Linked DNA regions of Homo sapiens: region 1 is linked to region 2. A link is a contact called in ENCODE Hi-C or POLR2A ChIA-PET data. All regions are on one chromosome and are shown on one strand. The core of a region is the stretch at or near the end of the contact, and the rest is flanking DNA. Distances in the headings are between cores, read along the strand shown.

Region 1 (5,129 bases), core at 279-2,778, 72 kb after region 2:
GTACCCTTTATTTTGGTGTTGCAATAAGTACTCTAGGCATATAAAAACTAATTTCCTGGTTGGGCTCAATAGCTCACACCTGCAATCCCAGCATTCTGGGAGGCCAAGGCAGGAGGATAATTTGAGCCCAGGAATTCAAAACCAGTCTGGGCAACATAGCAAGACCCCATCTCTACAAAAAAAAAAAAAACCAAAAAAACAAAAATGAAAACAAACAGACAAAACACAACTAATTTTCTGTAAACTATAAAAAACCAATAGGGTCAAGAGAGTTTCAGCAGTGGCCTCTTAGGCTGGTTTATGACAGTGGAAAAAATTCTTCAACAGCTTTTTCAAGGCAATACAGACAAGCTAATGTTTGTATACAAATGTAGACCTACCGACGAAAGGAAGCCAGTGCCTACAGGCAGGCCCCAAACCCTCCCTTTACAGAGGCTCTGTGCCTTTCCCTTCCAGAGCACTCTTGCTCTGTAGGTAGAGCATGGTTTAATGTATACGAATCCAAACTAGTCACATTTTTATTGTGTATGTATATATATATATAACATAAAATATATCATTTTAACCAGTTCAGTGACATTGAGTACATTCACATCACCACCATCCATCTCTAGAAATCTTCTTGCAAAACTGAAACTCTCATCTATAACGCACCATTCCCTTCTCCCTAACTCCTGGCAAACACCACTCCGCTTTCTGTCTCCGTGAATTTGACTACTCTAGGTACCTCATATACATGGAATCATACAGTATCTGTCCTTTTGTGAGTGGCTTGTTTTACTTAGCATAATAATGTCATCAAAGTTCATCCATGTTGCAGCATTTGACAGAATTTCCTTCATTTTCAAGGCTGAATAATATTCCCTTTTACGGATATACCAGATTTTGTGTATCCATTCATCCATTGATGGACATTTGAGTTGTTTCCCCACTTTTGGTTTTTGTGAACACTGCTGCTAAGCATGGGTGTGCAAATTCCTGTTCAAGTCCCTGCTTTGAATTGTTTGGAGTATATAACCAGAAGTTGGAATTGCTGGACCATATGGTAATTCTATGTTTAACTTTTTTGGGATAATCATAATTTTTAAGGAAAGTAAATATAAAGTATGGTGAAATCTCTGTAAGTAATAAGGAAGAAACCACAACGTCAAGTCACACATTTCCGTGAAGGCCACCTTTTTCTTCAAGTAAATAGACTCTATGAAGCAGCTCAGTTTCCAAGACTATGGTCTCAGTGAACCCCTGTATAGACCTCATTGGACCTATGGAAATACTCCCGAAGTGGGCCAGGTCTGCAAGGAATGGTCCAGGCACATAAACAGCAAATTATAAGAACCAATAGAATAGATGATCAAAACATTCATCAAAGCTGCCAAATACAGCAAGGCACAAATTCCAGAAAGAGTTTCTTAATAGAAAAAAAAAAAAAGTAAACTTTCAACGCTGTCCCAGATATGTTATCTCAGGAGGAAATCGCATTGGCCCTGAGGACCCAGAAGGCGCATCTGTGAGTTGTGCGGGCCACTTTCTTAATCAAAGGAACAGGAAACACAGCAAGGCAGGAACTGGGCTGGGCTTTTTGCCCGTTTGTTTGTTTTTAATTCCTTTTTAGGCTTTTATGCCTTTCCAAAGTTGTGCCAGAAGTCTGAGAAGAGTTTGATGTTGGCAATAAAATGGAATCTGGAAAAAGAGAATAAACTGCAATTTGAAAGAGGAAGGAGAAGGAGAAGAAGAAGAGATGGAGGAGGACCTGTGGTGACTGAGGAAGTGAGGAGCGTCAGTCTCACAGGGTGTATTCCCTTGTCTGGAATCAGCGCAGTCCCTCTGCTAAGGAATGCCTCCAAAGTCGCTGCTGGTGGAGCAGGAACCGGGATCCAGCGACCACTCGTTCGGAGAGGCCGGCTGAAGGCTCTGCAGCTCCAGGACAGCCGGGAAAAGCCAAAGGCTTGCCGGCTAAGGAATAAGCCCACTCAGACCGCTGTCTCTGCCAACAGGAGATGGGTTATTCACTCTGGAAACCAGAGCTGTCCAGAGACACGGGGCTTTCCCCAGCTCAGAACCTGATCTGAGAATCTGGATTTCAGAAACATTCTCCAGGCTGCATGCTCTCCGCGCGGCTGGGCAGAGCTGTTTCTCTGCATACCATCGTGACAGAGCATGGATTCAAGACTGACAGCAGGAGTCATCCAGCAGGCCCTTGGTGGTTGCAGAGAATGGCGACTACACTAATATCACTTCAACACCAAGAGGGCTTTCCTCCCGAGGAGAAATCGGGCACACACATCAGCACCGCCTTACTCTGCTGTTTCCATTTCCATCGCATGGCCCGGCCACGGACAGCAGCTGGAGTCCTGCGGAGGAAGCAGCTCCTGTTCACACAGACAGACGGCGCAACTTCAGGGCCGTTTACACGCCGCCCTGCCTGACATATGGAATCAGCCGCACAGCTAGATGGGCCCCTGCTTCAATAAAATTAGACATGCATGATCCTAAACGTTCTCACTCTTCCCGACCCCTCGCCGTCCACGCCCGTCAGCCTTGCTAACCGTCACAGTGTGGAAGCTGAGGTCTGGAAGACGCGTTGGAGAATCTGCTGTGCAGCCCGGCGTGCTGGGCTGGTGCAGACAGAAGGGCCGGCCCTGTCACGGGCTGTTGTCAGTGCTGTTCCCATCGGCCTCCTTCTCCCTTCCGTGCCAGCTTCTGACTGCTGCGCTCAGCCCTCCTGGGAACAGCCAGATCTGCAGAGGTCATCTACCTGATTTTATGATCTGGAGGTACAGCATCTCCTGAAAAGGGCCTCTGTATAGAAAATGAGGCACATCATCGGGCGCGTGATAATTGCATCCACAGTCTGATTTAAATTGTCTTTGGATATTCTCTCAGTGGCCACTCAGGTCTTTGAAAATGTAGCACTGGGCTTCTTATCGAGCTCAGGCCTGGAAACAGATGGTCTATGGTCGGGTGAGGTGGCTCACGCCTGTAATCCCAACACTTTGGGAGGTCACAGAGGGAGGATTCCTTTAAGACCAGCCTGGGCAACATAGTGAGACCCTGTGTCTAAAAAAAAAAAAAAAAAAAACTTTTGAAAATTAAAAAAAAGAAAAACAAATGATCTTTGGTTTGTTCCTTCATTTGCTCATTCTTTCGTCTGTTTATCTGCTAATTCTCTTGCTGCTGTATTGCACTGGAGAGGTGAAGGTCAGGCTCTGGGGGCCACACTACTTCCATAACCTCTCCCGTGACTTGGGATAATGAGACGTGGGTGTGCTGGAAATGTGTCTCTGAAAAGATTCATAATCCTTCCCTACAAATCACAGTCCATTCTCATTAACTGCTCTGGGGGCATTCTGAGACATACATAGTCGTTTTAGCTTCCAAGGTGCTTGGGCTTATGCTATGAGAAAGAAAATTATTTTATTCCCAAAGGAGAAAAATACTAACATTGTATTTTTCTTGGGTTCAGCATCTACAAGTCAAAACTGACACTGATCTCCCAAATATGCATGGATGTTTCTTTTTAATTTTTTCCCCAACTGTAAAAGTAACAAATGGTTCTAGTAATGGCAGGCTGGGTAATTCAGACCAATCCTTGCTCTGAGAAAAATGAAAATATCTGTATGATGTTGAAATATATTATCTTAAAAGCATCAAAGAGCCAATGAGAGTGAAGAATTACAGGACCATACTTTGAAAGAAGACAAGAGCCAGAAAAAATAAGCTGAAGGCTCAAAGCGAATTTTGCCCTGAGGATTTCCTCTATAAACAAAGAAATAGCAGGAAAACTGAAATCAGATTAGAAGAAATAAAAGTCAAATGCCCAGGCTTTCTGAAATGGGGCTACTGGCACACTGTACTCACATAAAGCTAGGACTCCAAAGGCCAACAACATGCAGGGAAAGGGTGAAGTGGACATAAACCAACCATGCCAGGACTTGCAACCTGGTTTTGAGTCATCTGTGTGGCACAGGGAACCTCAGACCTTGAACTTGGATTTGGGCAGTCTTAGCTGACTGGCACACCCAGCTCCTTATCCGTAGACTATGGTACATGCACAAGGTGTAATGCTATACTCATATTAAAAGGAATATTGCCAGGGAGTGAGCTCCAGGATACGTTGTAAGGTTATGGTCCTCAACCTTTTTGGCACCAGGGAGCAGTTTTGTGGAAGACAATTTTTTCACGGACAAGGAGCTGGACGGGGGATAGTTTCAGGATGCAACTGTTCCACTTCAGATCATCAGGCATTCATTAGATTCTCATAGGAGTGTACAACCTAGATTCCTTGCATGCGCAGTTCTCAATAGGGTGTGTACCCCTGTGAGAATCTAATGCCTCTGCTGATCTGACAGGATGCAGAGCTCAGGTGATCATGCTCACCCCTTCTCACCTCCTCCTCTCAGTTCCTAACGGGCCATGGACCAATACCAGTCTGCAGCCCGGGGAGGCACTGGGGACCCGTGTTGTAAGGTTTAAATCAGACTAGATAGATAGATAGATAAATAGATAGAGATAGATAGATAGATAGATAGATAGATAGATAGGTGATAGCTTAGATAGCTCTTATTGTTCCTGTTATTCATGATATTTATCTTCTATAAAGCCACCAAGAATACTGAATTAGTAAATACTGAACCACTGCTTCTAGGAAAAATACAGAGATTCTTATTAGCCTCTGGTCACAACATTATTGCCAACCAACCAATACACAACCTTGTTTTATGTGTGTTTCTGTTTAAACATACCTTATTATATATACATTTCTAATAAATAATTAATCGCATGGTGTTTGAATGATTTCAAGCCAGGGGCTTTGGAGATCACATGTAGTTTATAGATTTGTTTTCCAACATCCTTGTAAAATGAGCCGGTTGTCTCATCAGTCTTCCACATAACCCTTTTCCCATTCAACACATAGCAGATATTTTAAAAATTATTCTGCAGCCTCCTAATCCAAAGGACCTGCTTCATATACCTCAACAGCAATTTTAACATTTTTCACACCATATCACCTTTTGAAATGTGCAAGCCAGCCAGCACTAGCTGAGAAGGGTTTCCTATTATCCTGTCCTTGAATAGCATGAGCCTTTGACTTTTCCAATTCCAGTTCCTTTGGCTTTCAACTTCACACA
Region 2 (5,284 bases), core at 878-3,377:
GGCCGGGCACGGTGGCTCACGCCTGTAATCCCAGCACTTTGGGAGGCTGAGGCTGGTGGATCACCTGAGGTCAGGAGTTCGAGACCAGCCTGGCCAACATGACGAAACCCCGTCTCTACTAAAAATACAAAAATTAGCTGGCGTGGTGGTGGACGCCTATAATCCCAGCTACTTGGGAGGCTGAGGCAGGAGAATCACTTGAACTCAGGAGGTGGAGGCTGCAGTGAGCCGAGATCGTGCCGTTGCACTCCAGCCTGGGCAACAAGAGTGAAACCCCTTCTCAAACAAACGAAAAAAATAGGACAGATGATGTGACTCCACCTACATGTGGTGCCTAGAGTAGTCAAACTTGTGCAGACAGGAAGTAGAATGGGGGTGGCCAGGAGCTGGAAGGGGAAAGGGGAGTTCGTATTTAATGGGCACAGAGTTTCCATTTAGGTTGATGAAAAAGCTCTGCGATGGATGGTGGTGCTGGTTGCACAACAGCATGAAGGTACTTCAGGCCCCGGAACCAACTATATGCTTTAAAGCGGTTAAAATGATACATTTGATGTATGTGCAAGTTACCACAACAATTTTTTAATTAAAAAAAAAAGAGGCAAGAGCACCTTAGGGAATACAATTTTAGATCAAAATATTTTCAAAGCACTCGATTCCGAGACAGAGCTCAGAGAGGCTTCCAGAGCCTCCAGCCTGAGCCTGCTTGGTGGCAGGGCTTGCCTCATCACCCTTCACTTTCAGAGCCTCTGAAAGTTCATCTCCTTGTAAAATCAACATGACAGCAAATGTGTCTGCTCTGACTGGGAAACCCTGAGTAACTTGTTGGAACCCAGGTGGCCATAAATCTCTGTCCTGAGTTATGGCCGGAGATGCAGGAAACACGTGGATGTGGAGGTCCAGTGCAAGTCATTCTGCTATTTTTAGCTCCCACTTTCTCTCAGAGAAAACTGGGGGCTGACAGCCAGGGGCTCGGAAGCCATCAGAAGAGCCACGCTGGGCAGGACAGCTCCCCTGGGGCACCCGGCCGGCCTCTGCAGACATAAACTGGGACACCTTCCCCAACCCTAAGCCAGACACTTCTGCTGTACACACACTGTATTTCCTTTGCAGGAACTACTGCCTCATGATAGCATCTTGTATACTTTATACTCGCTTCTTATTTCTCTGCCCCTTATCCCCTCCCTTCCCACTAAGATGGGGAGTTTCCATCTCAAAAATCCCATACAAGAAATGAGAGAGGAGAGAGAGGGAGAAATTATCTGATAGACGAGACAGTATTTTTCACGGTTAATTGAGGATGATTTTCATAACTGGCAAATGTCATTTTGATCTTCGCTATTAGAACATCTGCACCATCTCACAACAGGAAGCACAGCTATATTCCTTGGGATTTACCTATTCTTAGAACTAAGAGCACACATTCCACCAGCTGTCTCGTGTTGAAAATGTTAGCTTTCCAAATCCACGCAATTGGATTGAGCGTTTATAAATAGATTCAATAAAAGGAGGTTCCATTAGGTCTATACACTAAAACTGGAATTTTTTAAAGATCCTCCAAGGCCCCTTTTATTTGGTCTGTTCTTGAATCATGCCCTGAGAGCAAACCATGCAGTTTTATTGCTGAAGATAATATACATTGTTTTTTGAAAAAAGAAAGGTAATACGATATTCCTCTGTGTGAAGAAGGAGCTCAATTCTCGGCTACACCTAAGCATGCAGCCGCATAGTGATCCCTTGAAAGGAAGTGTACGTGACACATTCAGAGACTGGGAGCCCTCCTGCTGGAAGAGGCTGTGTACACAAAGCCTGGTCTCTGCAGGGGCTTGGGGAGAGGTCTTCACAGCCCCCGAACCCAGGAAATGCCCCCCCGCCCCGGCATTCCTCAATGCACATTCCAGATTTATCAGAAGGCACTGGAGTTAAAGGAAAAGCAAGCCTGCGGTGTATTCCAGTGACATATAAGAATAAGCCAATGCTTCTGGTGTGCCGCAATTTCATCAGTGCTCTCCTAACGCTGCTCTGAACCCTACAGGAAAAATCGTGCCTCCCTGAGCTGTAGAGTGTGAGGCTCTAGGCTATTTTCAGCCTGGATTTCTCACGCGGGCTGGCCACGTGGGGCTGCGGCTGCTGCTGTCTGCAGCCTCCCTGCTGGGGATCCTGCACAAGGAACCAGGATCACATGTCCCCTCCCTCTGGTGGTTCCCTCGTTCCCTCCCCCAGCCCTGACAGGGATTCCCAAATCCAGCCAGGGGTGGGAATCAAATGCAGAGACCCCAGCCCAGGGCTAAGAGTGGTCTCTTTAAATGAGGATGTTGTCTCCAAGACAACTGTCCCATGTTTTCCTAAATGCACATATATATGTAGTTACATATAATCACCTTTTTTAAAAAGCTGTTTCCATGTGCTCTTATTAAGCATAGCACAGTGTAAAGCACAGTCTAGCAAAGTGATGGTGAGTGAGTGCCCACAGGCTGAAGGTGCATGTAAGTAACCTCTGAGAGGGCTTTACCAAATGCCACCCTCAAACACACACACACACACACACACACACACACACACACACACACCATGGCTATACGTGTGCTCGGTATGCGGCTTTAACAAAAGTGTTTAAGATGGAGATGATATGAACTTGGTTCTCTCGAAGCAGAAGCACCAAGGTTTCTCTGTGTGGCAGCTTGGTTCTTACACAGTTAGGTGGAGGGAGGAGCAGCTGGATGCTAACCGTATTCTTGGATCTAAATAAATGTATTTTATACACGGTTTCATCTCTGCCTGCATCCCTATGCTTTGGAGTCAGCTGACTGCGGTGTGGGGAGGCTGGGATAGGAATTCAGGTCCTTCCCTTAGGGCCATTAGATCGGCCACCTAATGTGATGTGACACCCACACATTTCAAAACCAAATGAACCAGCACCCTCCAAGCGCCTGCCTGACGTGTCTCTCATGATGAGGCAGACATCCATCAAAGTGATTTATGCAGATGGACCGCCTCAGCCCTCACAAAAGCCTGTAAAATTTATTCTAATTTCACCCAATGTGCAGATGGGAAACATCAAGTCCCAGAAAGGGTAATTAACGTGCTCAGGTCACATGGCAGTAGCGGTGCAGCTGGGACTAGAGCCCAGGCAGGCTGGTGCATGAGTCTTCCTGACTACATTCTAGGATCTTGGTGGAGGAAAGGTTCTGCAAACAGGAATTTCCACATGTAAGTCAAAAATATGAATTCCATTTGTGCATAGACATACCGATTGTCTTTCTCAAATCCTGGCCTTTGGAGATAAATTAAAATAAACACTTTAAAGGTAATTCCTGTGGGCCCCATGTTATTTCTAAATCAGGGTTCATGTGGCACCTACTGTTTAATTCAATTCACTCATCCATTCATTCACGCATTCAACAAATGTGCACTGAGAAGCACGCCTGTGCCAGGCCTGGGTGCCCCTGCAGCACCCTCAGTGCGCTCACGGCTTCACACTTGGGCCCTGTCCTGGGTACGTTTGGTGCGTTACTGGAGACACGAGCTTTGTGTCAGGTGTGTCAACAAGCGCTGCGAAGGGGCCACATGGGGCAGAGGCTGGCATTGGTGGGGGAGGAAGGGAGGGCAGGCTGGGGTGGGGGGAGCTAAACCAGAGTGGGTGAGAATGTGATCTTGGCATCAGGAGAAGGCACTGGGCTTGGACCCAAAGCAAAGTAACAAGAAGGGGCTTAGCATAGTGGAGTTGTGTGGGAGGGAAGGAAGAAAGGAGGGATGAGGGAGGGAGGGAGGGAGGGAGGGACGGGTTTGCCCCAGGGCTCCAGACATACACAGAGATAAACACAGTGGTATGCACCATGAGGACAAAACTGGGACCAGCAAATGTGGTGGATTTTCTCTAGAATCATCTGCCCTTCCTGCCCGTCTGCTCTCACCCACTGGGTAGCAGGAACAATTTAATGTTTATCCCGTCCCCTCCAAGCAACTCTTCGGGCTGCTCCTCAGTAGGGCTGCTTCTCCTTGCTCTCATCCCCAAGTCTCCTCACCCTGCCCAGCCTTTAAGACGAACCTTGGCTCTGTGAGGGGAAGGTTTTGCAAGGATTGGGGCGGTGGGGGCTCCTGGACCCACTGGAAGGTGTGCTAGGACTGTCATCCACGTGTACAGGCTGCGAGGCTCCTGCTACCTTGACTGCCGACATCAGGGCTGTCAACATGTGGGCTCTCAGGGCCCGCACAGGATCCGGCAGCCTTCCCCCAGGGCCAGCATACTGCACAGGGAGTGTGGCCTCGGGGGCACGTGGGGGATGCCGTCAGGCCTGTGCTCATGGAGAAGGGGTGACGGGTACTGCACTGCTGGAGCTTTCCCTGTCTTCATGCCGTGGATCCCCAAGGTCGTCTGCAGAAGACCATGGACTCCTCACACTCATGCTTCTAAGTGCATGAAATTAACTATATCAGGTGACAGAGAAAACCAATGACACTGAAACAGCAAAATAAGTTTTAAAAAACCAACTTGCTATATGACAACATATGTGCATCATTAATGCATTAAATAATCTGGAAGCTGGTTTCATAGCTGCTGCAATTTTGGAATAGTGAGCACACATGTGTGTCAGGATAATTGCAACAAGCATAATGTGAATGGAAATAGCTGATTGCTGTTGGGGACAGAGTCCCCAGGACAGAGGGTTGCCAGATACAATACAGGACACCAGTTAAATTTAAATTTCAGGTAAACAATGAATAACTTTTGTAGTGTAAGTATGTGTCAAATATTGCGTGAGATATACTAAAAAATTTTGTTTATCTGAAATTTATTTAGGCATCCTGTATTTTTTATTTGCTGAATCTGTCAAACATTGCCTCCCAGTACTGTAACAGTCGTTTATTATGCACATTTATAACTGAAAGAAATGCTAACTTTTGGTTAGAGATTAGTGGCAATAAATATTTTTTTCCCACCCAGGTGTATGGACCTCCCTTGGTCAGGAAGCCCTGGACCAGCACCATCCCTCAGCAGACATTTGGGTGCAGGGCGTCAGCCCACGGCAGGCACCTGTTTTCTGTTCTCACCATCATGCTTCATGGGCTCTAGACCCTGTTTACCTGCTGGCCTGGCCTCACTTGGGGTCTTGCTAGTGTCCTGGACCCTGAGTGTCTGCGGGATGATCCAGAGACTGTTGGGCTGACTCCTCATTGGGGCCTCAAGCCCATGGTCAGTCCCTGTAAGACATCATCTCTGCCATCTCTGAGTGTGTCTCATCTGGACCACCCAACACTCTACCGGATGGAGATTCTTCTCTTATTG

Evidence for each region. Hi-C counts contacts between places; a loop is a spot of excess contacts on that map. ChIA-PET counts read pairs that join two places held with the same protein, here RNA polymerase II (POLR2A).
Region 1: a loop to region 2 is called in a map of aorta, with 3 times the contacts of the local background. The contact joins two enhancer-like sites. A Hi-C loop is called at or near these places in 2 of 168 maps with a recorded cell type or tissue (Caco-2 and aorta). POLR2A ChIA-PET finds 5 or more read pairs at or near these places in 2 of 52 experiments (H1 and activated T-cell).

Annotation. Positions count from the first base shown.
Region 1 is chr15:25,594,191-25,599,319 of GRCh38, reverse strand. No RefSeq gene overlaps it. Among named protein-coding and RNA genes, the nearest start is that of LINC02250, 18 kb to the right of the region's middle. Within about 2 kb of position 1,528, at least 3 of the 41 ENCODE cell types and tissues checked have a DNase peak (open chromatin) inside an H3K27ac peak, as active enhancers do.
Region 2 is chr15:25,666,959-25,672,242 of GRCh38, reverse strand. It overlaps a transcript of ATP10A not described here. Among named protein-coding and RNA genes, the nearest start is that of LINC02250, 91 kb to the right of the region's middle. Within about 2 kb of position 2,127, at least 11 of the 41 ENCODE cell types and tissues checked have a DNase peak (open chromatin) inside an H3K27ac peak, as active enhancers do.